2 separate regions of the Homo sapiens genome follow, and region 1 is linked to region 2. A link is a loop called in an ENCODE intact Hi-C map of the cell type or tissue named here. Cell type or tissue: MCF 10A. All regions are shown on one strand.

Evidence for each region. A loop is a pair of places that touch in the nucleus more often than their neighbours do. Peaks named below come from ENCODE experiments on the same cell type or tissue, not always from the same donor. Only the 100,000 strongest peaks of a DNase experiment are listed, where the experiment ranks them.
Region 1: it touches region 2 in a loop (6-fold over the local background); 8 of 110 quality-filtered maps call a loop at or near these places.

What each region holds. Positions count from the first base shown.
Region 1 is chr3:37,970,725-37,978,724 of GRCh38, reverse strand. It overlaps CTDSPL (CTD small phosphatase like), which reads right to left. Exons shown (of 8, transcript NM_001008392.2): 6 at 7,226-7,318; 7 at 2,831-3,016. Among named protein-coding and RNA genes, the nearest start is that of MIR26A1, 5.3 kb to the right of the region's middle. In MCF 10A, a CTCF peak has its summit at 3,906 (motif pointing left); a DNase peak (open chromatin) is centred at 3,894.
Region 2 is chr3:38,341,994-38,349,993 of GRCh38, reverse strand. It overlaps XYLB (xylulokinase), which reads right to left and starts at 3,209. Exons shown (of 19, transcript NM_005108.4): 1 at 3,069-3,209; 2 at 1,362-1,444. The coding sequence starts at 3,125. RefSeq lists enhancers at 1,769-2,600, 2,601-3,432 and silencers at 2,733-2,792, 2,803-3,042. In MCF 10A, CTCF peaks have their summits at 3,311 and 5,987 (motif pointing right); a DNase peak (open chromatin) is centred at 3,233.

The DNA.
Region 1 (8,000 bases), 370 kb after region 2:
TGAGCCTGGAACATCTTGTTGTTTAAGAAAGTAAGGAAGCTACAGGTTGAGCATCCCTAATCTGAAAAATCTGAGTCCCGAAATGCCTCAAAATCCAAAATTTTTTGAGCAATGGCACCACAAGTGGAAAATTCTACACTTGACCTCGTGTGCCAGGTGGTAGTGAAAACACAGGCACATGATACACAGTTTATTTAGTGTCCCCAAATTATAAAAAATATTGTATAAAATTACCTTTAGGCTATGTGTATAAGCTGTACATAAAACAGAAATGAATTTCATGTTTAGACTTGGTTCCATCCCCAAGATATCCAATTATGTATATGCAAATATTCCAAAATCCTAAAAAATCCAAAATCCAAGACACTTCTGGTACCAAGCATTTTAGATAAAGAATATTCAACCTATATCAAAGACTTGTTATTAGTGTCCATAGCCAAAGGTGAAAATTAGAGCATGCAAAAGAATAATAAATGGACTGAAACTACAACAAATCCATGAGTTCATAATGATACTAAAAAAAAATTATTGGCTACTTTTGGAGGCCGCTAGAACACCAACTCATTAGTCTGAAAATAGAAATTGCCATTTTGCAATTCCTCATGAAATAGTGGGTGTAGACAATGATCACCAACAACTGCTAAAATTATGAGGTGAAAGGTTCATGGGAGAATTTTATAATAGATGGATCAGGCTAACACCACCTGAACCCAATGATGAATTTTAAATCTTTAAAAGTGGGCTAACCTGACATTTTATGCCTCCTTGATATGATATCTTCATAAGCGTATAATACCCATGATGTATTATTTTTTTCTTCTTTTTTTTGGGATAGGGTCTTGCTCTGTCACTCAGGCTGAAGTGCAGTGGCATGAACATGGCTCACTGCAGCCTCGACCTCCTGGGCTCAAGAGATCCTCCCACCTCAGCCTCCCAAGTAGCTGGAACGACAGTGGAACCACAGGTGTCTGCCACCCCGTCTGGCTAATTTTTTTTTTTTTAAGAGATGGGGTCTTGCCATGTTGCCCAGGCTGGTCTCAAACTCTTGGGCTCAAGTGATCACCTGCCTGGGCCTCCCAAAGTGCTGGGATTATAGGTGTGAGCCATTGCATCTGGCCTCTATGATATATTCTTGCAAAAAAAAAAAAAATCGAATCTAATCAAGCAGTAGAGCTCTAATTACTTGTTTAGAGGATATAAGGTGGCTATAAGAACATATTAAACATCATCACAAGACAGCAGCTGGACAAATCCAGAATGTAGGAGATTTCTACAAGACAAAACACCAGGGCTTCTTCAACAAATAAATGGCATAAAAGAGAAAAGGGGAGGAAAGGGAGACGTGTTAAGATTGCAAAAGAATGAAGAGACATAGTAACCAAAGCAATGCATGGATCTTTTTGGATCCCGATTGAAATACTCCAAATGCACAACACTTCGAGATGATAGGGACAATATGAACACAGTCTGGATATTAGACAATGTAAGAAACTGTTACTTTGTCAGATCTGACCGTGACTTGTGATTATATTAAAAAGCAATCCTTATCTGTTAGAGACACGTTACCAAATATATTATGTTGAATTTGATTTACTCAGTAAAATGAACACATTTACATAGAAATACATTTGGAGTATTTATTCAAATAATGATTCCACACTAGCCAAATTAATTGAGTTTGAATTTTTTTTGGTTATAAGCGAGACTGCAGAGTTCTGGATTCAAGGAAAGGACTTTGCAGGCTTTTGTAGAATCTGAGAAGCCTGTGCTTGAGAGGAAGCATCCTCTCCAGGGAAAAATGCCTGGTCTAGGGGCCTGATGTGGCAGAGACTGAGGGGTCAGCAGTCACCAGAGGCCCTGGTTGGCCTCTTTTCCCCTGGAAGTGTCAGGCAGCAGGCAGGAAGGCAGTCCTTCTTGCCCTGAGAGTTGTGCTGCACCCAGTGAGTAGGCACCGAGAGCTGCCATGGTCCAGGGAGCTTTATGAATGAAATGTTCCCAATGGGTGCTTTTTAGACATCATGATGAGGTAGCAAAGCTTGGCAGTCTTATTTGAAGACCTTATTGAAGTGTTTTATTCATTTTTTTTTTTTTTTTGAGACGGAGTCTCCATCTGTCGCCAGGCTGGAGTGAAGTGGTGGGATCTCAGCTCACTGCAACCTCCGCCTCCCGGGTTCAAGTGATTGCCCTGCCTCAGCCTCCCGAGTAGCTGAGACTACAGGTGCGTGCCACCAACGCCTGGCTAATTTTTTGTATTTAGTAGAGACAGGGTTTTACCATGTTGGCCAGGATGGTCTCGATCTCCTGACCTTGTGATCTGCCTCGGCCTCCCAAAGGGTTGGGATTACAGGTGTGAGCCACCACACCTGGCCTATTCATTCTTAAGAAATACTTCTGTTAAAGAGATCAACCAGGCCTCCTTAGTCTACAGGGGTCATGAAGTCCTACGCAGTAGCTGGCTCCAGGAGGTTACTGCCAGCAGAACCCTTGTCAATAACAATACTAAAAATGTCAATAAGACGATACAGGCTTATAGAGCATTTACCAGTCTCAAGCACTATTCTAAGTGCTTTTTATATATTGCCACACTGCAACCTCCAATGATCCTATGAGATCAGCATTCCTATAATTCCCATTTGACAGATGAGGCAACCGAGGCTCAGTGAGGTTAAATAACTTGGTCAATGACACGCAACTGCTAAATGGCAGAGCTGGGATTTCATTAGGAAAAGGCCCAGAGACCTTCTTGTGTAGGTGCTCAAAAGTGGTACCTGCCTGGCAAGACAGAGGGCTCAGATGGAGCACGACATTTTCTTTCTTTGGGGCCACTTACTGCATTCTCAGGATGGAAGATGTATGAGGCAGGGGAATTGTCAACAATGATCACTTTGCTCAGCTCCCGCCCAAGGCGACTCAGGTCCTTCACGTAGTTCCCACGATGAAAAACACATGATTCTCTGAAGAGCCGGGCCCGGAACACACCCCAGCGGTCTAGGAGGTCAGCCACAGGGTCTGCATACTGGAAAAGACGTGTCACAATGAAGGCTGGGTGTTTAAAAGAGCCCCCCAAACCCTGAACTACAGCAGCAAGATCCAGATTACGTTTTTTAAAAATGGATTTAATAATTAGATGTGTCTTAGGATCCTGGTTATTTTCCTCTCCGTGTACATAAGATGGCACTGGATTCTTCCATTTCTCTCACATCCAACCATCAGGAATTGTCAGTTTCATCTCCAAAGATAGCCTGACTCCATTTGCATCTATTTATATTGCCACCACCCTTAGCCTGGGCCTCGAATCTCTGGCCTGGGATGGCTGTGTGAGCCTCGTGAAAAACCTGTCTTTCCCACGGGGCCTCCTTTCTAGCCCATTCACCTAGAAGCTGTCAGAGTGGCCACTGGAAAACATATGTGCCATCATGTCACTCCTCTGCTGAAAACTCTCCACTGTCTACACACCGCACTTGGAGTAAGGCCCACGTTCCTCACTGCTGCGTCCCACATGGCACAGCTGAATGAGCTCCATCTGGAGCCCCTGGAGCCACACTGGCTTTGAGTATGGTCAGGACCTTTGTACCAGTGTTCCCTCTGCATGCATTCTCTCCCCAGCTCTTTGCAGAACATCTGTCTCCTGGTTTTTCAGGTCTTGACTTCCTCTCCCATCCACCTAGAGCCACATCTATCTTCCTTTCTGGGTTGTTTCCCTCACAGAGTGGAGTACTATGTGGGATTGCTTGATTTCCTCTCTCCTTGTCAGGGCCCAGGCCTGAAACATCCCCACCACCACATCCCTAGCACCTCCCAGAGTATCTACCACAAGAGGGGCTCAGTAAACATGAATTTCACCACTGAATGAATGAGCTGGCTCCAATGTGTCTTGAATGGCATGACACTGCCCCCTAGAGGTCCTCTGGGCACTTGGGCCAGACCAGCCCCTGAGTGACAGGATGGTGCCCAGCCGTCCACTCCCATAGATGCCCATCCACTTCCTTGAAGCCCAGGAGCTGGATGGGAGTTTGAGCCCAGCTCACAGTTGCGGATCATCCTGCCTGGCCCTCTCTCATGACCTAGGAAATTTCCCCCAAAGCAGGCTTGGAGAAAGAAATAAAGGGGTTTCTGAGAGAAAATCCTCATAACTGAAGATACCTAAAAGAGTGGGCCATACTGAGTGGCTAGGCCTGGAAGAAACAGGAGCAGTTGCCAAGCCTGACACGAGGCCAGGCCCCTGCACCAAGACCAAGTAAGGGGTACAACCAGGCATCAGCGGGACCCAGTGACTCTGCCAGGGAGGCAGAGAGCACCTGTGGCTGGTGGCGCTGGGAAGGCCAGTAGTGGAGTGCAGAGCAAGTGCCAGCACAGCTGTGGGACGTGGGCTGCAAAGCTGCAAGCAGCAGCTATGATTCCGTGGGAACATCCTCTCCTCTCCAAGGACATCCTGTAGGAGGCAGAGTCCAGGAGCAGCTGTGTTTCCTACTGGCCAAGGGAGGTGAGAGCTCAGGGCACTACAGTCATCTGCTGGTGAGGCTAACCAGGGGCCACGTGGGTGGGTTGTAGGCAACTGAGTCCAGATCAGGGGTATCCCATCTTTCGGCTTCCCTGGGCCACATTGGAAGAAGAATTGTCTTGGGCCACACATAAAATACACTATCACTAACAATAGCTGATGAGCTTTAAAAAAAATCTCCTAACGTTTTAAGAAAGTTTACGAATTTGTGTTGGGCCACGTCTAAAGCTGTCCTGGGCTGCACGCGCCCTGTGGGTCACAGGCTGGACAAGCTTGCTCTAAATGGAAAAAGATGATCTATTTCCTCATAATCATGAACACTTGTGGTAGCACCTATCTTTCAAGAGTGTCTGAGTCTGAGGCCTCCAGGCCTTAGAGAATGAATGTGAAGAATGTAAGCTTCACAAGGGGAGGGACTTTGTCTCTTTTTTTCTTTGCTATATCCCCAGTATTTAGTACTGTGCCTGGCACACAATAGGTACTAAGTAAATATTTGCTGGGTGAATGAAGGAAGGAATGACAATGAAGCAGATACTGAAAGGCTACGACAGTCAGCTTGAGGTTCCTGCGGGCTCCTGGGCAGCAGGCAAGGAGGTCCACTGCACCACTACTGCTGGCTGGAAGCCGAGTCCAGAGCCAAGGACAGGGGCATGACCACCCATCAGCAGGACATGTACCTCAGCGAGGAAAGAGGGTGGAAGGCTGCACGTGGGAGCTGATTCGGCTCAGCAAGGCTGGAGTAGCAGCAAGAGAAGGGTTGAAGAGACAGATGGTGGGGCAGGTGGGAGCCATCCAGGAAGAGTAACCGAACAAGGATGTTTAAGCAAATGCTGGGGACAATGCCAAGGAAGAGTGTTCTCAATTTTCCCAAACAAAAAACAGCTCTCACTTCACTGCTATTGGTGCAATCTTCTTGTTTATTTCTTTGGTTATTACTTCAGGCCCTTCAGCATCCCAGAGCACTGTTGGAAGAGCCACTGATGCTACAGATAACAATTAATCTTGGTACCACTCATCTGAAAGATTACCCACTGGGGAAGACTCTATTTTCCCTGAGGCCTTGTTCTCTTTTTGAAATGCAAAAATAAGGACGAGGATTTTGAATCCCACTCCACTGGTTCATGCTCTAAGGCCTGGTGATAAGTCTGGCAGCATTTGTGCAAGTGGGGCTCTCCCGCCCCTCAATCATCACAGAGATGGACCCAACCAGCAATGGCCAGGCCAGCAAAGCAGTGGAACATGCAGAGGAAGAGAAGGGAGTATGGGCATCAGGGCACCGTCCAGAAGCAGGACATGGCGGAGGAAGCTACTGTGTGATGTCCTGGAGACAGGCAAATGGTTAACCTGGGCCCCAGAAAACTCATCTTTGGGACCACTCAGGGTCCCTGAGATGCCCATGGAGACAACTGTGGTGCTACCAACAAATGGATGGTGTCAGCCCCATCAGAGTCAGAGTTTGGGAAATGGTCAAGGCAAAGATCTCCTGGGAGAAGCAAGGCCTACCCTGCCTGCCCCACACAGCACAGGCACCCTGCCACACCTGTGAAGGGGGAGACTAAACCATACTGGGAGGCTTGGGAACCTGCTAGTTTCCTTAAACAGTGGAGAGGACAAAGAAACCATTCTATTTGATCAGAGCCAGTGTAGATTTTAGGTCAGATTCATATCAAGCTTTAGGATCAAGATATGTCTGAATGATTTTATCATCACCAATAAATATATGTATATATATTTTTGAGACGGAGTCACTGTCGCCCAGGGTGGAGTGCAGTGGCATGATCTTGGCTCACTGCAACCTCTGCCTTCTGGGTTCAAGCAATTCTCGTGCCTCAGCCTCCCGAGTAGCTGGGATTACAGATGCCCGCCACCATGCCCAGTTAATTTTTGTATTTTGAGACGGGATTTCACCATGTTGGCCAGGTTGGTCTTGAACTCCTGACCTCAGGTGATACGCCCTCCTTGGCCTCCCAAAGTGTTGGGATTACAGGCATGAGCAACCGCGCCCGGCCTATCATCATCAACAAATAATTGTAACACAAAATAATGAACATCAGGAGTGCTTATCATGTGACAATGCCCAGCACAGTATGTGGAACACAGCAAGTGCTCAATGAATACTTGCTGTATGTGAGCCAGACACTGTGCTAAGTCCTTTACATATGTTATTTCATGTGATCTAGCCACAAGGTAGCTGGAATTATCCCCAATTTATAGAAGAAACTGACATGAGAAGTGAAGTAACTTGCCTCAGATCATACAGCTCATTAGGGCAGTTGGAACTCTCATTCAGCCCAAGCATGTGGGTGAGTGTCCAACACTTATCTCTCACTTGCTTCTCCCTCAAATCTGTGAAAGCAAAACCCAAGGACACAGGGGCCTCTAGCAGTTGGCTGACAGTCAATGGTTGAGGGGTACACCATCCTTTGTCCATTACACTGGACCTGTTTGTGATTCTCTGGACTGTGGACACCCAGCTTCAGGTGGCTGCACACAGCAACTTCATGGAGCATTTGTTCTAAGTGCTCCCTGTCACCATGGTAACCCAGAAGGCTTTCAGACTGGCACCATGCACATGGCCTGCATCCATCCCATCTGGGGTGGGAACCTGTCACCATAGAAATGGCTTCCCCCACCAAAACAAAGGGCTGCTTGACAGATTGGGGGTAGGGGTGGAGGGGCTGGGAGTACCAGGCTGGGAGTGTGGGGCTGGGAAGCAGGACTCACCTTGGCCAAGCTGGCAGTAAAGAGCACACATTCAAAAAGCTGCCCCATCCTCTGGAGGAACTCGTCCACATGTGGCCGCTTCAGCACATACACCTGCAATGGCAGGAGACAGCAGGCTGGTCAGATGTGGCAGTTGCTGGGGATGGCCTGGGGCCCAAATGCCCACTGTAGGAAGAATTGCTACAAAGGTTCCTGCCTCCCTCCCCCAGGTCTATGCATAGCAGGCAGAGGCCTAGACTGTATGAGGGGCTATGGAGTCAGACGTGGCACTCCTCAGACAGGGCTCCAGGTCTGAGTTCACTGCAGACGCCCCTCCTAAGGGAAAAAGAGAAGCTGACCATGGTGTGAGGGTCTTGGGGATATTCAGGGCCAGCAAATGGAAGGGTTGTACCATGTTTGTGTGTAATGACTCATTCATTTCACGTGTGTTTCTTGGCACCTGCTGAGGGTCAGGACCTGTGTGGGCACGGGCCACGGTCTGGGTGTTGTCCTTTCAGAGGTCCAGGCCCAGCATATTGCCCAGCAGGTCTGGGATTGCTCCGGCTGCCACCTTCTGTTCTGGATGGACATCCCCCTTACTAGGAAGGTCTGGGGTTGAAGCACAGGCCCAGCAAAGCTGCAAGAAGGGGCTTCCTTGTCAGCTTGGGAAGCTGTCTATGACACCATAAAGGGTGGGCTTGGTATGTTTCAGGGGATGTGAAACCATCGCTATTCCTGGACCCCAGACATAATCCATCAGGAGGGGTCTCTGAGCAGAGGGGTGCAAAGAGTAGCC
Region 2 (8,000 bases):
GGGCCTTGGATTGTGATTATTTGGAGACAGGGCCTTTAAAAAGGCAATTAAGTTAAAATGAAGTCATTAGAATGGGCCTTAATCCAGTATGACTCATGTCCTTATAAGAAGATTAGGATACAGATGACAGAGACACCAAGCACTCCTGCACCGAGTGACCACCATGTGAAGACACAGCAAGAGAGTGGTCACCTGCAAGCCAAGGAGAGAGGTCCCAGAGGAGACCAATCTTCCCAGCACTTTGATTTTAGACTCCTAACGGCCAGATGTGTGAGAATATAAATTTCCGCTCTTTAACCCACCCAGTCTATGGTACCTTGTTATGGCAGCCCAAGCTGAACTCATGATCTTTCTCTCCAAAACTCATTCTTTCCCACAGTCCAACATCCACTCTGAAGGACAGCCAGAAATCCCACCCTTACATCTCACATTCAATTTTGTAACAGGACCTGTCCATTTTACTACTCAGCTCTCTCCTATCCATCATTTCATACCTGAATGACCAGCAAAAACCTCTTTAATAGTTCCCCACGTCCATTCCAGCAATGCTCCGAATCTGTTCTCCCAATGCCCCCAGAGAGATATTTTCAAAACAAAAATACAACCTGTCATTCATACCTCACCCATACCCCTACCCCTTATGGCCCTTAGTGGCTGACCATAGCTTTTAGAATAAAGACAAACTCTATACCATGGCCTATGGAGCTCTGACCAGCCTCCGCCTCTCTCTGCTCCCCAGCATCATTGGCTTTCTTCAATTGCATGAAGGAATGAACCATGCTCTTTCTTGCCACAGGGCCCTCGCACATGTTGTTCCTTCTGCCTGGAATGCTCTTCCATCACCTGGCCAACTTCCCTTCCATCGCTTGGCTAACTTCACTCACTCTGATCTCTAGCTTAAGCACCACTTCCCTAGAGACGCTCTGGGACTTCCCCTCCCAAGTCTGAGTCACATTCCTTTATAATAAGCACTTGGAGAAGTGAGTTCCTTTCCTTCAGAGGCCTTCTCAGAGTTTATAATGAAACACTCTTTTGTGAGATTCTTTGTTTGATACCAGTCTCCACTACTCAGTGGGAAGCTCTGGGAGAGCTTTCTCTTTTTGTTTCGCCATCAGGTCCTAGCACCTGGCACAAAGTAGGTCTCAACTGATGCTTACTTCATGAATGGATGAATGGAATTAGGAAGAAATGGGGGAGATGGCACTCTAGGTATAGGAAAAAAAGATGCTTGAAAGGTCTGCCGAGACCACCACTCCTGTATTTGGCAAAGCCTCAACAGTGCGGTCTGCGAATACAAAAGTTTGCGGGAGGACCCCAAAACCAACACCCCCATCACACACACATGCACATCAAGTACATACCCAAATTCTGGAAGATCTCTGTCAAAATGCACACTTTCCTCATAGAAGACATTCAACTCTGCATCAACAGCAACAACCTTTACCTGAAAGGCATTTTAAAAAAGGAAGTGTAGAATTTTCCTCAGCTTCTACACTGGTCCAGGGGGTACTAACGTCACCAGATGAGGCCCCACACCCTAGGAGCAGTTCAACCTAGAGACCTCCTTGAAGGCAGGGCTGCCTCACCGTAATCGTGGTAACAGAGGACTCATCTGGGGTAACACTCAAAGATTTAGTAAAATGAAGAAACTGAGGCTAAGTAGGAACACCCACATGTCTCAAGGAATCTTTGTTCCCCAAATAGCCAAAGCCAAGACCCTCTAGAGGAAGATGTTCACAGATGAGTTGGTTCGTGCACCTGACAAGGAGGCGGGAGAAAGTGCCAGAGAGGAAGGAATGGGAAGCAAGGTTTGGAGGCATCTCTGGGGATCCATGTCTGCAGAGGCCTGAGACCAGGCAAGGCCATGGGCTATTCTCACAGGCCATGATTGTGGTCCAGAGACATTAATGTCCCACTGAAGCAATCTCCAAGCTTGGGAGTATAACTCCTTTCCTGGACAGATGGGAAAACTGAGGTCCAGCAAGGCAACTCGAGTCATCCAGAGTCCCACAGGACGTTCCCCCAAGGACTGGCCAGAGGCCTGCCTCCCTTGACCCATTCGAGAAGAGGGGTTTGACTGCAACTGTGTATATTTCCCAAGTACTTTAAAGGAAAAGGTGCCCCCGGTCACCCCATGCCCTCTTTGAAGGCAAATTTTGATTTGCTTGCCTGTCTGCAGGGCGTTGGCAGCAGCACACTGCTCCTCTGGCCAGCAGTCCTGGGTGCACAGACCAGGCAAGCTGGTGTCAACGAAGGGCGGTCACAGGGTAAAGTCCACTTGTACACTATGCATTTCACTTTTTTCTTTTTTTTTTTTTGAGACAGGGTCCCGTTCTGTCGCCCAGGCTGGAGACCGGTGACGCCATCTTAGCTCACTGCAATCTCCACCTCCTGGGCTCAAGCGATCCGCTTCAGCCTCCAGAAAAACTGGGACTACAGGTGTGCTCCACCATGCCCGGCTAATTTTTGTATTTTCTGGTAGAGACCGGGGTTTCTCCATATTGCCCAGGCTGGTCTCGAACTCCTGGGCTCAAGCGATCCACTCGCCTCGGCCTCCCAAAGTGCTGGGATTACCGGCAAGAGCCACCAGGCCTGGGCCATTTCAATTTTTAAAAAAAGGTTTTGGGCTATAATCTGCTTCCAGGTCACTGGTTGTGCATGTGCGCAGGGCTACCCGCCTGTCTGTTCCCCTGCCTTACAGTAGCTGACTTCCTTCGGATCCCCGTCACTGGGTGCCCAGAACAGCGCAGGAACCCGCCGAGTCCTCCGGCCCCTCTGGGCACCGGGGGTCCTGCCGAGGAGCGCCTGCAGTTTCCTGGGGTAGCTGGGTCCAGGCGGGGTCGAGGCCGCATCTTGCGAGCGGGTGGCATTGGCAGGGCATCTCCGGGCGAGGGCACCGGCGCCCCACGGCCGCGCGCAGGGCAGGGGCGCGGGGGCCCCGGGAAGCCCGAGAGGTAGGCGCGCCCGCGGCCGGGCCCATGTTTTCCCGCGTCCGGGTGACAGCCCGCCCCCTACCCCCACCGAAGCGGAGGAGGCGGCCCCGTGGCCCTGCGGCCAGGCGACTGTACCTGCTGCGTGCTGAAGTCCCAGCCCAGGCAGCAGCGGCGAGGGGCGTGCTCCGCCATGGCCTTTCGGGTAAGGCTGCGCGTCCGTCAGTCCGTCCGTCCGCCACGCGGCGTGATAGTCGCCGCGCTCCAGCGCCCAGAGACGCAGGGGCCCGCCCCTAGCTCCGCCCGGCCGGACTGTGGACCGGAGTCACGAGGCGGGCTTGCGCTCTGGCGCCGCCTGCGGGGCTACGCGAGCCGGGACCGCGTCCTGTGCAATCGACGGTGCCCCCACGCAGCCCGCTTTCCTTCGAAGCGCACCCCCTCTGGTTCTCCCCATCTTCATCTTATGTCTTCATGGGCCGTGCCCTGACACCGCCTGGCTTCCCTTAGAGGACGCCTGGGCCAGAGGTTTCAGCTATAAGCCGGCTTGTCTTTCAGAGGGAGCCTGCCTGTCCTTCTGGAGGCCCTGGGCCTGCCGTCCTCTGTGGCTGTATCTTGGCACTGGAGCAGCTGTCCACCCATGGTGGTGACTCAGGGGCCACAGGGAAATGGGCCCTGGGGTTGGAAGCACTGAGTCCTGACAAGCCCTATCCAGATCCAGCAAATCTGAATGGTTCCCAGTGTGTCACATCCCACCTGTGTATTTAAACTCAGCGGCTCCTGATGCCCCCACGGGGAGACACTCCTTCCTGGAGTCAATTGGTATTGATGGTCTAATGTGTGCCAGGCATGGTAAAGGGGAATGAGAACCAGAGTCAGACCCACTCCTTTTATTCATGGAGCTGAGGGCGCCTGTCCCACCAGCTACATCCTTCCCGTCCCTAAGACTAACTGCTTTCCAGAATTCCTCCCCAAACCCAGCATGTGAGAGGCTCCTCCTACGAACTTCCCAGCCCACCAGTGCCCTTTTCATGCACTTGCAATGGTCTGTCTCCCTTGCTGAACTTGAGCTGCTTGGAGTCTACATGGGATCCTCTTCACTGCTAGAACAAGAAGGGGCCAACATACTTGTCCTCCAAGACATTCACAGCTTATTGGGGACTCAGCCCCTCCAGCAGTCACCACCTGTGACAATAGACAAATACTGGATACTAGCTAGATCAGAAACAATTATGCAACCTGCTGAGCACATTTAATCGTCACAATGATGCTGGGAAGTAGGTACTATTATCTCCACTTTTAAAAAATTTTAAATAAAGGTATCTAAGTATCTAATCTAATTAAGATTAGATTACTGCATTTTAATCTAATCTTAACTGCTTGATGACTTTTTTTTTTTTTTTTGACAGAGTTTCACTCCTGTCACCCAGGCTGGAGTGCAGTGGCGTGATCTCCGGTCACTGCAACCTCCACCTCCCTGGTTCAACTGATTCTTCTGCCTCAGCCTCCCATGTAGCTGGGATTACAGGCGCACACCACCGCACCCAGCTAATTTTTTTTTTTTTTTGAAACGGAGTTTCACTCTTGTTGCCCAGGCTGGAGTGCAATGGCGTGATTTCAGCTCATTGAAACCTCTGCCTTCTGGGTTCAAGTGATTCTCCTGCCTCAGCCTCCCGAGTAGCTGAGATTACAGGCATCCGCCACCACGCCCAGCTAATTTTGTATTTTTAGTAGAGACGAGGTTTCTCCATGTTTGTTAGGCTGGTCTTGAACTCCCGACCTCAGGTGTTCCGCCTGCCTCATCCTCTCAAAGTGCTGGGATTACAAGCGTGAGCCACTGCGTATGGCTCTAATTTTGTATTTTTAGTAGAGATGGGGTTTCACCATGTTGGTCAGGCTGGTCTCAAACTCCGACCTCATGTGATCCACCTGCCTCAGCCTCCCAAAGTGCTGGGATTACAGGCGTGAGTCACCGTGCCTGGCCAATGACTTTTTAAAAATGTATGTATATACCCATATAAACACTGAGATCAAAACAGAACATTTCCACCACTCCAGAAGTTTCCTTCATGACCCTTCCTAAACTCCCAAGGCAATCACTATTCTGATGTCTACCAGTATAAACTCACTTTGAACTTCGTATAACTTACCATCTTCATTTTACAGAGTGAGAAACTGAGGTGTAGAGAAGTTAGTTAACGTGGCCTAATGAAACTGCCATTGCAAAATTATAACTGAGACAGTGAAAGAGATCTGACTTAACCAATTCCATCTTGCTTCTAGCCTCCAAGCTGTCATTGCTTATTCATGGGCATAGGCAGAACTAACTTTGGGAGGAACTTACTTTATAGTTTAAAACAAAGATGATAACAGCTCTTTCCCAAAACAAATCTCCTTCTTGCCTGTGACTAGACTGCCTTTGTAGGACTAACAAATTAGCCACAAGATTAGAAATTAAGGTTTAGGAGTCATGCAGCTGGAGACTACAAGATTCTGACCATCACCAAATTGCTCCTGGGGATAACATCACTATTGTAAAACCTAAGATCAGTGCTTGAGATATTTTAGAGACCCTGCACTTGATGGATCAGCTGGTACCACCCAGCTCCATAAACTGGCTCATCTGATCTTGTGGCCCCCACCCAGGAACTGACTCAGCACAAGAAGATAGCTTCAAATTCCTATGAGTTCATTTCCGACCCAACCAATCAGCACTCCCAACTCACTGGCCTCCACCCACCCACCAAATTATTCTTAAAAACTCTGATTCCCAAATGCTCTGGGAGACTGATTTGAGTAATAATAAAACTCTGGTCTCCTACACAGCTGGCTCTGTGTGAATTACTCATTCTCTATTGCAGTCCCCCTGTCTTGATAAATTGGCTCTGTCTAGGCAGTGGGCAAGGTGAACCTGTCGGGTGGTTATACATCCTTTGCTCAGATCATTGGAACACTCCTTCTTTTGTACAGAATGAGGTGTTGTCCAATTCTAGAATCACAGATAAAATCCATTTAGGATCTTTAAATTTGTTGTAATTTTGTCTTTTGACAGCAGATGTCAGCTCCCAATAAGAGTGGGTTAGTTTGCACAGAAAGGGCTCAGAGTGGACAGATGAACCCACATAGGGAGCTGTGAAGGCTATCAAAGACACAGAAAGAGATCATGAGAGAGGTGTAATGGTGGAATTCACTAGACCGAGCTTGTCCAACCTGCAGCCCATGGGCTGCATGTGGCCCAGGATGGCTTTGAATGCAGCTCAACACAAATCAGTAAACTTTCTTAAAATATTATAAGATTTTGGGGTTTTCTAGATATACAATCATGTCGTCTGCAAACAGGGACAATTTGACTTCCTCTTTTCCTAATTGAATACCCTTCTCCTGCCTAATTGCCCTGGCCAGAACTTCCAACACTATGTTGAATAGGAGTGGTGAGAGAGGGCATCCCTGTCTTGTGCCAGTGTTCAAAGGGAATGCTTCCAGTTTTTGCCCATTCAGTATGATATTGGCTGTGGGTTTGTCATAGATAGCTCTTATTATTTTGAAATACGTCCCATCAATACCTAATTTATTGAGAGTTTTTAGCATGAAGGGTTGTTGAATTTTGTCAAAGGCCTTTTCTGCATCTATTGAGATAATCACGTGGTTTTTGTCTTTGGTTCTGTTTATATGCTGGATTACATTAATTGATTTGCATATATTGAACCAGCCTTGCATCCCAGGGATGAAGCCCACTTGATCATGGTGGATAAGCTTTTTGATGTGCTGCTGGATTCGGTTTGCCAGTATTGTCTCAGCCCAAAATCTCCTTAAGCTGATAAGCAACTTCAGCAAAGTCTCAGGATACAAAATCAATGTACAAAAATCACAAGCATTCTTATACACCAACAACAGACAAACAGAGAGCCAAATCATGAGTGAACTCCCATTCACAATTGCTTCAAAGAGAATAAAATACCTAGGAATCCAACTTACAAGGGATGTGAAGGACCTCTTCAAGGAGAACTACAAACCACTGCTCAAGGAAATAAAAGAGGATACAAACAAATGGAAGAACATTCCATGCTCATGGGTAGGAAGAATCAATATCATGAAAATGGCCATACTGTCCAAGGTAATTTATAGATTCAATGCCATCCCCATCAAGCTACCAATGACTTTCTTCACAGAATTGGAAAAAACTACTTTAAAGTTCATATGGAACCAAAAAAGAGCCCGCATCGCCAAGTCAATCCTAAGCCAAAAGAACAAAGCTGGAGGCATCACACTACCTGACTTCAAACTATACTACAAGGCTACAGTAACCAAAACAGCATGGTACTGGTACCAAAACAGAGATATAGATCAATGGAACAGAACAGAGCGCTCAGAAATAACGCTGCATATCTACAACTATCTGATCTTTGACAAACCTGAGAAAAACAAGCAATGGGGAAAGGATTCCCTATTTAATAAATGGTGCTGGGAAAATTGGCTAGCCATATGTAGAAAGCTGAAACTGGATCCTTTCCTTATACCTTATACAAAAATTAATTCAAGATGGATTAAAGACTTAAACGTTAGACCTAAAACCATAAAAACCCTAGGAGAAAACCTAGGCATTACCATTCAGGACATAGGCATGGGCAAGGACTTCATGTCCAAAACACCAAAAGCAATGGCAACAAAAGACAAAATTGACAAATGGGATCTAATTAAATTAAAGAGATTCTGCACAGCAAAAGAAACTACCATCAGAGTGAACAGGCAACCTACAAAATGGGAGAAAATTTTCGCAACCTACTCATCTGACAAAGGGCTAATATCCAGAATCTACAATGAACTCAGACAAATTTACAAGAAAAAAACAAACAACCCCATCAAAAAGTGGGCGAAGGACATGAACAGACACTTCTCAAAAGAAGACATTTATGCAGCCAAAAGACACATGAAAAAATGCTCACCATCACTGGCCATCAGAGAAATGCAAATCAAAACCACAATGAGATATCATCTCACACCAGTTAGAATGGCAATCATTAAAAAGTCAGGAAACAACAGGTGCTGGAGAGGATGTGGAGAAATAGGAACACT